2 separate regions of the Homo sapiens genome follow, and region 1 is linked to region 2. A link is a contact called in ENCODE Hi-C or POLR2A ChIA-PET data. All regions are on one chromosome and are shown on one strand. The core of a region is the stretch at or near the end of the contact, and the rest is flanking DNA. Distances in the headings are between cores, read along the strand shown.

What was found. A loop is a pair of places that touch in the nucleus more often than their neighbours do. ChIA-PET counts read pairs that join two places held with the same protein, here RNA polymerase II (POLR2A). Pooled maps may share reads with other maps.
Region 1: a pooled map shows a loop between it and region 2 (7-fold over the local background). The contact joins the enhancer-like site here to the promoter of HACL1 in region 2. A Hi-C loop is called at or near these places in 6 of 50 pooled maps. POLR2A ChIA-PET finds 5 or more read pairs at or near these places in 4 of 52 experiments (OCI-LY7, T-cell, activated T-cell and 1 more).

Annotation. Positions count from the first base shown.
Region 1 is chr3:16,308,266-16,310,965 of GRCh38, reverse strand. It overlaps a transcript of OXNAD1 not described here. Among named protein-coding and RNA genes, the nearest start is that of OXNAD1, 44 kb to the right of the region's middle. Within about 2 kb of position 1,250, at least 4 of the 41 ENCODE cell types and tissues checked have a DNase peak (open chromatin) inside an H3K27ac peak, as active enhancers do.
Region 2 is chr3:15,600,187-15,602,886 of GRCh38, reverse strand. It overlaps HACL1 (2-hydroxyacyl-CoA lyase 1), which reads left to right and starts at 1,318. Exons shown (of 17, transcript NM_012260.4): 1 at 1,318-1,504; 2 at 1,693-1,797. The coding sequence starts at 1,424. It overlaps BTD (biotinidase), which reads right to left and starts at 1,142. Exons shown (of 4, transcript NM_001370658.1): 1 at 993-1,142. RefSeq lists a silencer at 870-929 and an enhancer at 771-1,413.

The DNA of each region.
Region 1 (2,700 bases), core at 1-2,500, 710 kb before region 2:
CAGGCTGGAGTGCAATGGCACAATTTCGGCTCACCACAACCTCCACCTCCCAGGTTCAAGCAATTCTCTTGCCTCAGCCTGCCGAGTAGCTGGGATTACAGGCATGCACCACCACGCCCGGCTAATTTTTACATTATTAGTAAAGACAGTGTTTCTCCATGTTGGTCAGGCTGGTCTTGAACTCCCGACCTCAGGTGATTTGCCCACCTTGGCCTCCCAAAGTGCTGAGATTACAGGCGTGAGTCACCGCGCCCAGCCCCAAATGATTTCTAATGGTAATGTTGGCAATTCCAGCAAAGCCCTGAGCCAGGAATTGGTGGAGAACCACCCTGGTTGTCAACTGTAGGGACTGGGTCTTGAAGAAAGAGTAGAGATATTCATTCATCCAGAGACAGTTTTAAAACATGATCCCATGTTGCTGACTGGCTTTTCATCCTTTAATGTGGTAAAACTTGTGTATTTAAATGTGTTGCTCACTAGTCATTAAGTTCAGTTTGGATTTGGATTTTTCTGTGGCCTCTAAATAATATAAAGGCTTAAAGATAGTAAGAAATATATTTCACTTATTAGGGTGAGCATTAAAATGCTTCCTATAATGGACCTCTGATTTCATGAACCTTCAGTCCTGGGTACCTCCTATCTTGTTGATTGTTCAATGAAAAAAAAACAAGAGAATCAACTTAGAAGAAAGAACAACTAGCAAACTTACCAGTTTCTAGGTCCACAAAATGCGTAAGTTAATAACTGTCTAAAACACTTCCTTTTTATGAACCTGGGGAACTATCAATCCAGTCCCTGTCTCAGTCAAGTACACCTTAAGCCCCAATGGGCAAATGTCAGTTTTATTTCTTACTAACGGTAATTCCACTATTTCTCTTGAGCCCTGACTCCAGAATTTAATCAGCAGTATAGTCCAAAAGTCCCCTGTATCAAACCAAACTTTTCCCTTGCTTCAGTCCAAGACAATGTCTTCTTATTCTGTCAACCCCAGAGATACAAACAATAGTCATCCCAAGAATCAATCAAATATTTGAAGAGAGTTAAGATACTCCTTAGACATCTCTCAGTACAGTCAACCTTGATCTCTAAGGCCCATTTTTCTATCATGAAATTATAGAAAGGTAAAGCTGAAAGCAATTTTAAATTGCATAGTCCTACCCACAGCGACAGATAAGGAAAGCAGGTTTCAGAGAGAGGTGGAATGAGTCACACAGGAAACAAGTTGTAGAATGGGCATGATTTAGGTCTCTTGAAGCCTGGTGTCATGTTCCTCCCACCATCCCACACAGCCAACCAATCTGCCTCATTTTTTGTTTCTTCTCTCTGGGCTTCTATAGTCTCTAAGACAGACAGGCCTACGGAACAATCAGAAAATTCAATCAGAAAATTGTTAGTTAAAAAAATCACCTTTCATCTAACTGATTAGGGGAAAAGACAGACAGGCCTACGGAACAATCAGAAAATTCAATCAGAAAATTGTTAGTTAAAAAAATCACCTTTCATCTAACTGATTAGGGGAAAAAAAATACTTAAGTATGAGACTGAGGGTATCTAATGTTGGCTAGAAATGGGCACTTTCATACCCTGTTAGAATATAAACTGATTAGGCATTTTATAGGGTAACTTGGTAATACTAGTCAATTTTTTATTCAGAAATGGCACTTCTAGTAATTCTACAGGAGTATGTGCAGAAAAATTATACAAACAGGTTTACTGCAATATTGCTTGTAATAGCCAAAAACTCCAAACAATTTAAATGTCCATCATGGAGATATGGTTAAGTATATTATGGTATATAGCAAGAATTTGAAGTGTATTAAAAGAAAGAGAGACATAGTTGTATAGGTACCCACAGTTGTATATGTATACAAGATTAATATACCATAAAATTTCTAAAAGGATACCCAGCAAGTTTTTTATACAGAAGTTCCTTCTAGGCAAGGGAATAGGATGGGGGAGAAGAGAACGTCAGCATTTTAATCTATATAATTTTATTTAATATTTGTGGTCACATTTATTAGGTAATTAAAAAATTATTTAACAATTTTTGGTCATATTTATTAGGTAATTAATTTTTAAAAAGGAAGAGATAAAATCTTGTTATGCTCAAATATAGCAAAATAGGACATGGGGATGAGCTGGAAGGGGCCAGGTTAGGCTGATGAGCTCCTGCAGGTTTTAAGAATTCAGAACAGACCATATGAAGATGGCTGCTCAACAACTATAAAAGTTTGGATTTCTGGGCACGAAACATTTTAAAATGCATGCCTTGATTTTATGGCACATTAGGAGGTATCTACATGTCATCACCACACTGCTAGCTTATTGTATGTTAAGAAAGAGTAATATTAAAGACCAGACATCTCACTGTTTAAGATGAGAACAGTATACTTCTTTTGAGTTTTAAAATAAAATAAGATGAAATAACGGCTCTCAGGTTAAATTATCAGATCATCTGCAATAACCAGGAATGGAGGAAATTGCTGTTTTCCATTCAGACAGGAAAAAAAAAATAGGAGCAACAAGACATGCCCTTGGATCATTTGACAATCACTGCATCCACACGTGTTTGTGCTGTGAGTCCCATATAACAATCCTCCTACCCTCCAGAGCATGGGTGCAGCCTTTCCCACTCTGCTACCCCTGGGCCCCTAAGATCCATCATTCCAGTGACTCACCCAGTCATCCATTTGCTATAGC
Region 2 (2,700 bases), core at 69-2,568:
TTACCCAGTTTTGGGTATTTCTTTATAGCAGTATGAAAATGGACTAACACCGTCCACATATGCAGGGAGGCAACCACTTCACTCTCCTCTGCTTGGGGTGGGGTTGAGGGGTTGAGAAAAAGAGGGGAAGACCTTTTGAAAAGACCCAGGACTACAGTTTGAAAATGTCTGGGTTTAGAAATCGTTTCACTTCCAGTGCTTCTCACTCATTTCACTACCCATGACCCACTCCCCTCTCATCTCTTTACTGTCCACTTATCACTGTTCTTTTTGCTTAAAATGACTCCAAATCCTCAAAAAATTAAAAGTTCCACTGTTTATTACAATTGGAAATTTTATGTTTATTGTCACTGAGCAGAGGGTCTAATGACTCCAAGGCAGTAGTTTCAGATATTGCACATTGCAAACGATTTTCACACAAAAATGTTTTAAAAGGCTATCGGGTGCAGGGCTGGTTGTAGGTAGGGACCCAACCTAAGAATTATGAAACGCCATAGTTCCTAATTTTGGAAAGATATTAGCGGAGAGTAATATGGATTAGTAGCAAGGGCTGGAGAAAACAGTGCTCTATACTACCTTCAAGGTGCTCTTTTCATCGCTTGTGACCCAATGGCTGAATAGTGGGTAGGAAACAGGATTCAGGATCTCAGGCACGGTCTGGATCTACTGACTCTGAGCGTCATTTTATCTCTTGCTGGGGTACACATCTGCTTCTGGATTTAAGTAACGTGCGCTACAATAATTTAAGGACTATAAAACCACAAGGTTATGAGAGCGTAAACCACAAAGCGTGTAAGTAAATGCCTAGAAAACGCAACGCGGTAGCACAGCAGCAACGCACAAACAGCCCCAGCAAACGACGCGCGCCGGGCTTCCCAGCTCCCGGCAGCCTTTGCGCAGCCCTCCCCAAGTCCAACTGGGCGCCCGGGGCGGGGTCTGGACCGCACGCCCTTACCACACCCCCTCCGCGCCGCACCACGCCCCCTCCGTACCTGCTCTTAGCGCGCCTTCCGCCCTGAATATGCGCATGCGCCATTCTCCCTTTACAGCCCCGAAAACGCTCCAGCTGGCCGACTCGGAGACAATGGCGAGAGGCCTCAGAGTTCGGCTTCTTACCTGCTTTGCATAGGCAGCAATCTCCTGCTAGTCCCGCCTCCCTCTGGCATTCTGGCGCGCGAATGGAGGAGCCGAGAAGAGAGCGCAGTTCTGATTGGAGAACGCGCGTGTTTACATTCTCACCTCTCCCGGGAAGTGGACGAATTTAGACCGCCTCTTCCTTCCCGTTGTTTAAGGCAGTTGGTTGCCCTCCTGTCCGTCAGAGGTGCAGTACCAGAGGTGGCGTGCTGCCGATTTCGCGTTTGCCTTGCTGGATGATTCCGCTTGTTTGCCGGCTGCGTGAGTGCTTAGAGCTTTTCGGTGGAAGATGCCGGACAGTAACTTCGCAGAGCGCAGCGAGGAGCAGGTGTCTGGTGCTAAAGTCATCGCTCAGGCCCTGAAAACGCAAGTACGATGGACCTTCCTGGAATGAAAGGCTCCTACGGAAGCTGGCGGGGACCGCGATGTTGTCTTGGAGACGAGTAGAAATGGGCGATGGGGGTCGGGGGGTTTTCCTTTTAGCGCCCGGGAGGGAGGGAAGGATGTGGCGATATGGTGGGGCCTTGGGAGTTTACTCCCCTGTTCTTCGTTCCTCAGGATGTGGAGTACATATTTGGCATCGTAGGCATCCCAGTGACCGAAATCGCCATTGCTGCCCAGCAGCTAGGCATCAAGTACATCGGGATGAGGAATGAGCAAGCGGTGAGTATGGACTCAGGTGGCTGAATGCGTTACTGGGAATGATCAGTAATAGCGGTAGGTATGCATTGCAAACACCCAGATAGCGCTTACCACTCTTCTGCTACTTTACATATATCATATCAATCACTGTTGAATATTAACTGTTGTTACACCAAGTTGACAGATGAGAAAAGACACAGGTTAAGTAAAACTTGCCTTTGGTGACACAGCTGGTAGTAGCAGAGCCAGGGTTTGAACCCACGTATTCTGGGTCTGAGTCCATTCTCTTACTACTATACTGTATGTCATGATTGGAATGGACAGTTTATGAGTAAAGTCTGACTTCCCTATTAGGCTACAAGCTCCATTAGAGCAGGGATATTATTTCTTCACGACACATCTGTACCCCCAGTGCTTAGTGTGGTGCCTGCATAAGAAAGGTGTTCAGAGATTACCTGTGGGATAAATGAGTGAAGGCCAAGGCTTTGTTGTATGATTGGTTCGGGGCAGGGTGGAGGATATCACAAATGGTAGTGCCTTGATGGAAACTCAGATGGCTCAGATCCTAGCCTGATGCTTTTTCCACCACATCATGCTGCCACCTTTCTTAGAGGCTTATTTGGAAGCAGGATAAGGAAGATACGACGTTTTGTCAATCCACTTTAAGTGCATCCTCTGCCAATCCACCTTGCTCTTCTCTCAGTAGTGCGGGCTTGAAAGGTCAAGAATCCACTTCTGTGATATCACATACTCTCAGTCCAGCTGAGGCTAAATATTCCTGCTTTACACTCCCACCGTTGCCTTCTAATTTAAATTCTTGCCTCCTCTTGCCCAAACAACTGCCTGGCCACCCTAAGTGGTGCCTTTTGCCATCATACATGAGTGCCTGGAGGGCAGAAGTTGTGATTCATTTGTTATATCACC